3 separate regions of the Homo sapiens genome follow, and regions 1 and 2 are each linked to region 3. Evidence: chromatin contacts called from ENCODE Hi-C or POLR2A ChIA-PET data. All regions are on one chromosome and are shown on one strand. Each heading gives the region's core, a stretch centred on a gene start or an enhancer-like site at or near the end of the contact. The rest is flanking DNA. Distances are from core to core; before and after follow the strand shown. Region 1 overlaps GNA12 (G protein subunit alpha 12). Region 2 overlaps GNA12 (G protein subunit alpha 12). Region 3 has its middle 49 kb from the start of CARD11-AS1.

Region 1 (3,294 bases), core at 402-2,901, 120 kb before region 3:
GGAATCTCTTCTTTGTTCAAATCTTTTGTCCTTTTAAAAAAATTGTTTTCTTGAGTTTTGAGAGTTCTTTACATATTCCGGATAATCTGACAAAGGACTCATATCGAGAATTCCCAAGAAAATGACCAACAACCCAACAGGGCAAAAGATTTGCACAAACCTGTTATAGAAGAGGATATCCCACTGGCCAACAGATGTACAAAAGGTGCCAAACATGCTGGGTGCAGTGGCTCACGCCTGTAATCCCAGCACTTGGGGAGGCAGAGGCAGGCGGATCACGAGGTCAGGAGCTCGAGACCATCCTGGCTAAAATGGTGAAACCCGTCTCTACTAAAAATGCAAAAAATTAGCCGGGCGTGGTGGTGGGCACCTGTAGTCCCAGCTACTTGGGAGGCTGAGGCAGGAGAATGGCGTGAACCCAGGAGGCGGAGCTTGCAGTGAGCCAAGATCGCACCACTGCACTCCAGCCTGGGCAACAGAGTGAGACTCCATCTCAAAAAAAAAAAAAGAAAAAGGTGCCAAACTTATTTAGTCAGGAAAGTTCTTACTTAGAAATGCAAAGTAAAACATCAATTGATACCCACCAGGAGGCTTAAAATCAAGAGGACAATGCCAAGTGTTGGTTAGAACGTGGACTAACTGTCCCACACTGCTGGAGAGACTATAAACCAGTACGGCCAGTTTGGAGAAATAGTTGGCAAACCCAGCAATCCCACTCCTAGGTATATTTCCAAGAGAAATCAGTGCATATATCCATTAAGAGACCTGTCCAAGAATGTTCAAAGCAGCTTTACTCACAGTAGCCAAAAACGAGAAACAAACACCATGTCTGTGAACAGGAGAAGAAATAAATTATGGTGTATTCATTTAATGGAAGGCTATAAAGAAAAAAGAAGAAAATACCAATCCACGTAGCAACACAGATGAATCTCTCAGTCATTAAGCAAAGAAGCCAGCTAAACGATTCCATTTAAACAAACTTCAAAAACAGGCAAAACACTAATCTACAGTGATGGAAGTGAAACTAGCGTGGTCACCAGGAGGAGTGGTATCAATGGGGAAGCAGCGGGAGGGACTTTCTTGGATGCTGAAATGTTCTTTCACGTGGGTGGTGGCTGTGTGAGTAGATACATACGTAAATCTCATTGTGTTGTATACACCTAAGATTTGTGCATTTTGCACACAGAAATTATACTTCAATTAAAACAAATAAACAAGGCTGGGGGCGGTGGCTCACGCCTGTAATCCCAGCACTTTGGGAGGCCGACATGGGTGATCACCTGAGGTTGGGAGTTTGAGACCAGCCTGGCCAACATGGCAAAACCCCTTCTCTACTAAAATACAAAAATTAGCCAGGCGTGGTGGTGGGCATCTGTAATCCCAGCTACTCGGGAGGCTGAGGCAGGAGAATTGCTTGAACCCGGGAGGCAGAGGCTGCAGTGAGCCAAAATCACACCACTGCACTCCAGCCAGGGCGACAGAGTGAGACTCAGTCTCAAAAATAAACAAACAAACAAAACCAGAATGAGATACCTCTACACGGCCACCAGAATGGCTATTTGAAAAAGAGGACAAGCACTGGTGATGAGGTGGAGTAATGGGAACTTGGCCTCTGCTGGTAGAGCACAAATACAAACACTGTGAAAAATCCATGAACACTGAACCCAGGCACACCTGGATGCCCCAGCAAGTCCACCCCTGGACAGCCCTGAGGGAAATGCCTACATCTCTTCACCAAAAGACAGGTTCTTGAATACCTACAGTAACATTTTTGTAATGACGCTGAGCTGGCGTCTACCCGGACGCCCATCACCAGGAGGGCAGGGAACTAAATTGCGGGACATTCACAAAATGGAATTACCATGCAGCAACAAGGAAGAACGTGCCGCAGAATTGGAAGAACCGCACAAAACGAAATGGCGACGAGAAGGAGCCAGTAACACAGGAGTAAATACCGTGTGAGGCCACAGATGAAGCAGCAACGCAGAAATACCCATTCTACAGAACAGCTGGTGTTCACGGTCAGAACTGGTTACTTCTGGAGAGCAGAAGGTGGTGTGAAGATGAAAGGGGTTCTGGGGCACAGGTCATTGTTTCCTGAGCTGGCGGCAGGTCACACAATCTGCTCAGTTTGTGAAAACTGAGTTAATATAGATGCACTTTTATTTCTATACATGTATATGCATATATACACACATGCATGCATATATATGTGTGTATATATATGTAATTCTCCAATAAAAACATTTTTTAAATGAAATAGGGAAAGGTAATAGGTAGTGGTGGGTGCGGTTTTGACTTTAATCAAGATTGTCAGGTAAGATTTCATGAAGATAACATCTGAGTCAAAACCTTGATGAGATAAAGGAGGAAGTGCATTCCAGGCAGAAGGAACAGCAAGCACAAGGGCCCTGATGGCGCTGGGAGGCCCTGAGTGTGCAGGGAGCAGCAGGAAGGCCAGTGCGCCTGCAGCAGTGACAGAGAGGAGGGGAGCAGGAGATGGGCTTGCCGAGGCAAAGGGGGGGTCCAGGTTGCTAATGTGTCGAATGCTTTAATGATATAAGGGTCAAAAAAAGTACAAGGTTTGAGAACCTACAGTCAACACGTGTCACTGAATCTTCATTCCTTTTGCACTTACAGGTTTGTCTTCCTTTTTATATAACTTCTTTCAAAGGTAAATAAAATCAGGCACGTCTAAGAATAAACATAAGTACAAAGCCCAGGGTACTTGTTTTTCCCCCCTTTTAAACACTGTCACATATTTACGCAGCTATCTGTGTTACTGAGCCACCTTCTTACCTGGGGTTGGGTTGACTCATGCACAGTGGTTGGCACAGCAGGCAGTCAAGATATGAGAGTCAATATTAATAATATTCTCAAAAGAGTATGAATTGCACAATTTAATTTACCGACATCCCTTCCCAATTTGGTGGCACCAGACGTGGCTTAAAGAGTTAAACAATTTGGACTTTTCACTATGTGATGAGTTACTTCCCCTCTACTGAGGATGACTAACATCTTTCAAGTTTTTGGATAGACAATACATGCACAGAGTACCAAATTCGTAACAGGGGAGGAGGACGCTAGAGAAACCAGTGTCTCAGCTCCCTAGCTCTCCTTTCTGTAGGCAGCCGCTGCGCCAGCTTCCAGGGTGTTGAGGTTTGATTTGAATAGGCTTAAGATATCCTTTCTCTGGTGCTAGTATGCTGCTTTTAATTTTGCAGCCTCATTTAGGGTTAGATACGGTCATATTAAGTTGATGGGAAGGAGACAGAGCCAGCCTGAATGTCCTGG
Region 2 (3,355 bases), core at 691-3,190, 86 kb before region 3:
TGGTGAAACCCTATCTCTACTAAAAACACAAAAATTAGTTGGGTGTGGGCACATGGTGGCAGGTGCCTGTAATCCCAGCTACTCGGGAGGCAGAGGTTGCAGTGAGCTGAGATTGCACCACTGCAGCACTCCAGCCTGGGGGATAGAGCGAGACTCTGTCTCAAAAAAAAAAAAAAAAAAAAAGAAAAAGAAAAAAGAAGAAAGAACTTGTCTTTTTCTGATTATAAAAGTGTATTTTTAGTGCAAAAAATAGAGGAAATATAGAAATACATAAAGAAGAAAATTAAATCCTTAAAAATATCACTATCTAGAAATAACTTATTAACATCTAGGAATGTTATCTGTCTTATTCTTTACAGAACATTTTGTAACACTTTAAAATTTTTCTAGCGATGTATCGTAAACACTTTCCTATGTCATTCAAGATTTCAAGATCTGTAATGGCTGCAGAGTAGTCCGACATGTGGGACATGCTAAGATTGAGGTAATCCCTATGGCTGGACATCGGAATTCTTTCCAGTGTATGGAAAGAATAAACAACGATGCAAGGAACTCCTTGATACATCCCTATTTTCACATATATGGCTATTTTCTTGTGACAAATTCCTAGATGTTGAATTATAAAACTGCTGGGTCAAAAAAGTATACACACATTTTTGAGGTTTTGATAAATATTACTAAACTGTTTTCCAGAAAGGTTCTGCCAATTTACACATTTATGTTTAATAACTTTTAATTTTCCTTTATTTTCCCCCAAATTGTTTTTTAGTTGATCTATTTGCTTCACGAAAATTGTCCTCCAATAATATCTAAGCAGTCATGACCTCAAACCACAGCTCAAAGAGAAATCAGGATAACTAGCAACTGAAAATGAGGAAAATTTAGTGTATGTATACTGACAACTGAAAATTAGAAAAAATGGAATAGACATTTGGCTTCTCTACTTCAAATAAGCTTTTATACTGATTTTTATACTTTATTTTCCTCTAAGTCCCATTATAATACAATAATAAGTAATAAAGTACCAATTAGTAATAAAAATGCTTAAATTTCACAAACATGTTTGAATTTCTAGTCTCTTGTTTCCAGTAAGAAAACTAGGCTCAGTCAACACTTCCAATAAAACGTTTCATGAAGGTATAAAGAACAATTTAAAACATTTAGCCTGAGTTCTTAGAAGTTTCAAAATCAAGAGAGCCTTGAATTTGATGGGAGATTTACTATTAATTACTGTCTCCATAAACAGAAATCTCTTTGAATTAATGAGCATTAAAATAAGGTATAAGAGAGAAAAAAAAAAAAACCTAGCCAGGATAACACAGCAGCTTGCTCACTGTTCTCATCCGTTGCCTCTAAGACTATCTGGAGGAAAGTTCAAACTTGCGATAAGACCAAATGGAAAAAAGCTGGAAGAAGTAAATTTAAGTAGTAAATTACTACTGCAGAAAATAAACTCAATGGTAACTTCAACAGCACCAAAAACGCACTTGGACATGGCAATAATTAAATATCAGCATCAGGCAGCCTCACTAAACAAGACGCTGCAGCGTTTCAAATTAAGGGGCCAACCTTAGGCACACACACGACCGAAGAGCAGCCGCTGAGCTCATGAAAAACCTGTTCGCGCAGAAACCGCTCTGTGCCCCGTGGAGGAGCTACGATGAATTATTAGGTGAAAGTACCACAAGCTCCGTGATCATTTTGGGCGCTTCCTCCACTTAGGACTCAGGCTGCTGCTTAATGAAGTCCTGCTCTGCAGGCATCCATCTTCTCTTCTATGGACTGCATGGGTAACTGTTTAGACAACTAAACGGAAAATCTTAATTTATGCTTCATTTGCAATTACAGAGTTGGCCTCTGCAAGTTTCAATATCTCTTTCGGGAATCTGTGAACATGTTTCCTTCTCACGCATACCCAACTCCCTCCTGTAAGCAGTGACCATCATGAGTAGTGCTACCCGACACCCACCTAGAGCAGCGCCTTCAGTGCTTACGGCCTGCACTTGGGTTAAGCCAGAGCTGGCCTACCCAGGCCCTGCTACCATGCTGCCTGAAAAGCTGCTTCTGCACCTTCTGCAGATCAGCAAGGGTGTGGGCCGAGCTGACTGTGGCCTTGGAGGCTGTCTGTCCCTGCAGGCTGGCCACTGGCTGTAGTAGGAGAGTGCCCAGGTGCTGTGGGTTACCCTGGACCATCCTGTGGGCCTGAATTTGGATGGGATGGAGAGGGACCTGGGCCGCACAGGAGGACCTCACTCCCCACAGAGCAGCAGCGGCCTGCAGCTAGGGGAGATGCACCATCCTGAGGTCTGGCCCAGCCTGTCAGCCAATGCCGTGGTTCTACCTTCCAGAGACAGCTACAATTTCCCTACTTCCTGCTGCTCCCATGGCTCTCACTTGGGTCCGGCCACCACCATCTCTCACCTGGATTATGGCAAGTCTTCTAATTGGCTGCTTTGTGTCCACACTTGTCCCCTTCAGTCTACTGTCAAAACCAGTGGTCAAGTTAGCCTGCTAAGCCTAGGTCAGCTCTTATCACCCGCTTTGTTCAAAACCCTACAAGGCTCCCATCTCATTCATGGCAAAAACTCAGGTCCTCAAAGAGGCACATCCTCACTTCTGCCTCAGGCCTTTGCACTTCTGGTTCCTGACAACTGAAACCCTTTGCCCCGGATAGCCGCACGGCTCACTTCCTCAATGCTCAGTGAGGACTGGGGCAGGGAAGCTTCTCAGGGTGGCCTGCCCTTGGCCATCTTATCCAAAACTGCACCCCAGGCCCATCCTTCCCACGCTCCATCCTCGCTTTACTTCCTTGACCACTTCCGGCTGGCTACCCGCCTTCAGAGTCCACTCAGCATCTCCTGTATGATTCTCTCCCCACCGAGCACAAGCCCCACAAGGACAGGGCTCTGCTCTGTTCACACCCGTGTCCCCAGGGCCGGCACAGAGCAGAGGCTCTACCTGTTGGCAGGATGAACTAAGGGACCCCAGGTCCTCATCCGCAAAGTAAGGGCAGCAGTCCTACCTCATACCTGCAGTGAGGAGCACTCAAGTAACAGGTGTTTTATATTAGATAGTCATTAGATCTGTCTTGTACCAAAGTTGATAAAAAATACACAAACCAAACATCATTAGCGTTTCAATGTATTTTTCATTGGAAATTCCACCCTATGATGACTCATTATTGACATTAATACATAAATATTGCCCCATACTTTATTTGAAAAAAAAATTAGTTGTACAATGGATCTGAAAATTCCTCCTAAAACTACCTCCTTTTCGTATGTCAAAGACAAAATTAAAAAGCCGGCTACTCTGGGTACACCGCCTTTGGGGTAGCCCTGCTCCCCAAGGAACA
Region 3 (3,110 bases), core at 431-2,930:
AGAGGGTGGGGCTGGAGAGAAGCAGGGGATTTGAGGTGTCTGTTGGGGTTCAGCTGGGAACCGGGGATGAGGCTTGGGCTTTAAGCCTGAGTGACTGGTGGGTGGGGATGCCATTGGTGGAGGGGGAAGAGGAACAGGTTTCCTCTTTCCAGGGAGAAAGTGTTGGGTTTATTTTTAAAAATTATTTATTTTTTTGAAATGGAGTCTCCCTCTGTAGCCCGGGCTGGAGTGCAGTGGCACGATCTCGGCTCACTGCAATCTCTGCCTTCTGGGTTCAAGTGATTCTTCTGCCTCAGCCTCCCAGAGTAGCTGGGATTACAGGCGCCTGCCACCATGCCCGGCTGATTTTTTTTTTTTTTGTATTTTTAGTAGAGATGGGGTTTCACCACGTTGGCCAAGCTAGTCTCAAACTCCTGACCTCAGGTGGTCCGCCTGTCTTGGCCTCCCAAAGTGCTGGGATTACAGATGTGAGTCACCGTACCCGGCGGTTTGTTTGGATTTGGACACTGAATTTGGGGAAATCCAAGCAGAGATGCCAAGAGGACCTGGCTCTACTAGGCTGGCCATTTAACAGCTGGGCTGGAGGTGCCTATGTGGGGGTCCCCTTGCATGTGGGGGGGTCCCCTTGCACGGGCTCACTGGGTCCTCACAGTGACTTCCTGTGGCTCGTCACCCAGCCTTTCTAGTGTGACGTTACCTCCCTGGGCTTACAGAAAGCTGTCAGAGAGCTCAGATGTGGCCATTTCCAACCCTGGGGCTCCACGTCATCCCACAATATGGGCATCTCCCAGCCAACAGACACCCTAGGACTCCTCACTGTGAAATCACATGGGATGGCACATCTGGGGGCCCGGCTACTCCATCACCAAGACCCCAGGCCAGGCGTGGTGGCTCATACCTGTCATCTCAGCACTTTGGTAGGCTGAGGTGGAGGATTGCTTGAGCCCAGGAGTTTGAGACCAGCTTGGGCAACATAATGAGACCCTATTTCTTAAAAAAAAAAAAAAGAAAGAAAATTAGCTAGGTGTGGTGGTGCGTGTGTGTGGTCCCAGCTACTCTGGAGGCTGAGGCAGGAGATTGAGCTCAGGAGGTCGAGGCTGCAGTGAGCTGTGATCATACCACTGCACTCCAGCCTGCGTAACAGAGCAAGAACTTCTCTCAAAAAGAAAAAGAAAAAGGAAAAAGAAAAAAACAAGACACCTAATGTCCACCTGGGCCTTGGCTGGTAACAGCCAAGCAGCTAGTGGTCTAAAAGCCTGTGTGTGTGTGTTTCTTTCTGTTTCTCTTTTTCTCTCTGTTCTGTTTCCCCTCTTCCTGTTTCTGTCTCTCCCTCCCTCCTTCCCTGCCTCCTTCTCCTTCTCTCTCCCTTCCTTGGTCCTTCCTCTCTGTGTCTCCTTCTTCATCCCTTCCTCCGTCCCTCCTCCTCTTCCTCTTCTGTCTCTCTGTCTCCCTGTCTCGCACACACACAGAAGCAAATGCAATTTCACAGCCTCATACCTGCGTTCGTATCCCACCCATCATACAAGCTAGGAGGGGCACACAGCGTCGGTCAAAACAACATCAGAACTGAATGTGACATGTAATAAGGAAGAAAGACAATCCTGTATCAGAGACTCATTTCCAGTCACCCCAAGCCGCGTGGAAACTTTCAATACAATTTTTAGCCAAGCACCTGGGGTTTCAAAGCAGACTGTGCTGAGAGGAGAGGGTGTGAGCCTTTGGCCCCCTGTTCACAAACAGCTAATTTTAGTAGCCAAACAAACCAGAAAGCCCCCAATCCTTTCTCCTCTCTCTCCTCCACGCCCCCGCCTCACCCACCTGCTTCCCGGCGCAGCTGCAGCTCCTGCCCACAGCGTGAGCCCCAGCTTCCTGCCAAGGGCCCCGGCTGTCTTGCCTTGGGGCTGCCAGGGAAGGACGATACCGAGGAGTTCAGGGACCCAGGTTGGGGTGCTCCTGTGCAGAGGACCTTGTTGGCACCAGGGGCCTTGTTGACCCCAGGGGCAGTGCAGGAAGTGGGCCATGCTGGGGACCCTCAGTCAGGACCAACCTCTCCATATCTGGGTCTGCAGGGAGGAGGGGCCAGGGCTCTGAGCTGAGCCCCCACATATGTACCAGTATTGGTGGCCCACCCTTCTCATTCTTTTTTTTTTTTTAAATTTTAATTTTAGTTTTTTTTTTAATTAAAAACTTTTTTTTTTTTTTTTTTTTGAGAGAGAGTCTCACTTCATCACCCAGGCTGGAGTACAGTGGCGAGATCTGGACTCACCGCAACCTCTGCCTCCCGGGTTCAAGCAAGTCTCCTGCCTTAGCTTCCTGAGTAGCTGGGACTACAGGCACACACCACCACGCCCAGCTAATTTTTTGTATTTTTAGTAGAGATGGGGTTTCACTATGTTGGCCAGGCTGGTCTCAAACTCCCAACCTCAGGTATCTTCCCGCCTCCACCTCCCAGAGTGCTGGGATTACAGGCGTGAGCCACTGCGTCCGGCCCCCACCCCTCTCATTTTTCAGCACTGCCTCCTGAGCACCTGGGAACTCCAGTCTTCCTGAATTTTGTCTGACCTTGACCTCTGTCCTTGGACCTGATGCACACCTCAGTGAAGCTTGTACCAAGTAAGCCCTGAGGCGGCCGTGAGAAGCCCTCGAAAGTTCCCCTGTTCATTATTATAGTTACTTTTAGAGACAGGGTCTCACTCTGTGGCTCAGGCTGGATTGTACCATCACGGATTACTGTAGCCTTCAACTCCCGTGCTCAAGTGATCCTCCCACCTCAGCCTCCTGAGTAGCAAGGACTACAGTGTGTGTCACCACGCTGGCCAATTAAACTTTTTTTTGCAAAGACAAGGTCTCACTATGTTTCCCCGGCTGATCTTGAACACCTGGCTTCAAGTGATCCTCCCACCTCGGCCTCCCAAAGTGCTGGGATGAGAGGTGTGAGCCACTGTGCCCAGCTGGAGGTTTCTGTCTTCAGATCTCAGCTCTGTTCCCAGATGTGAGACCCCCCTGAGCCTCAGTTTCCCCATCTGTAAAGTAGGAATGATGGTCACCAGGGGAGCAGGTCTGTGCTGGGTTTGTAAACACCAGGTGTAAATGGGCAGGTGCATGGTAGG

What was found. Hi-C counts contacts between places; a loop is a spot of excess contacts on that map. ChIA-PET counts read pairs that join two places held with the same protein, here RNA polymerase II (POLR2A). Pooled maps may share reads with other maps.
Region 1: a pooled map shows a loop between it and region 3 (2.5-fold over the local background). The contact joins two enhancer-like sites. A Hi-C loop is called at or near these places in 2 of 50 pooled maps. POLR2A ChIA-PET finds 5 or more read pairs at or near these places in 3 of 52 experiments (PC-9, Panc1 and activated CD4-positive, alpha-beta T cell).
Region 2: a loop to region 3 is called in a pooled map, with 2.4 times the contacts of the local background. The contact joins two enhancer-like sites. A Hi-C loop is called at or near these places in 1 of 50 pooled maps. POLR2A ChIA-PET finds 5 or more read pairs at or near these places in 3 of 52 experiments (A549, H1 and RWPE1).

What each region holds. Positions count from the first base shown.
Region 1 is chr7:2,772,065-2,775,358 of GRCh38, forward strand. The region is part of intron 2 of GNA12 (G protein subunit alpha 12); the gene reads right to left. Among named protein-coding and RNA genes, the nearest start is that of GNA12, 71 kb to the right of the region's middle. RefSeq lists an enhancer at 863-912. Within about 2 kb of position 1,652, at least 6 of the 41 ENCODE cell types and tissues checked have a DNase peak (open chromatin) inside an H3K27ac peak, as active enhancers do.
Region 2 is chr7:2,806,296-2,809,650 of GRCh38, forward strand. All of the region lies in intron 1 of GNA12 (G protein subunit alpha 12), which reads right to left. Among named protein-coding and RNA genes, the nearest start is that of GNA12, 36 kb to the right of the region's middle. RefSeq lists enhancers at 1,623-2,480, 2,481-3,337. Within about 2 kb of position 1,941, at least 4 of the 41 ENCODE cell types and tissues checked have a DNase peak (open chromatin) inside an H3K27ac peak, as active enhancers do.
Region 3 is chr7:2,892,996-2,896,105 of GRCh38, forward strand. No RefSeq gene overlaps it. Among named protein-coding and RNA genes, the nearest start is that of CARD11-AS1, 49 kb to the right of the region's middle. Within about 2 kb of position 1,681, at least 5 of the 41 ENCODE cell types and tissues checked have a DNase peak (open chromatin) inside an H3K27ac peak, as active enhancers do.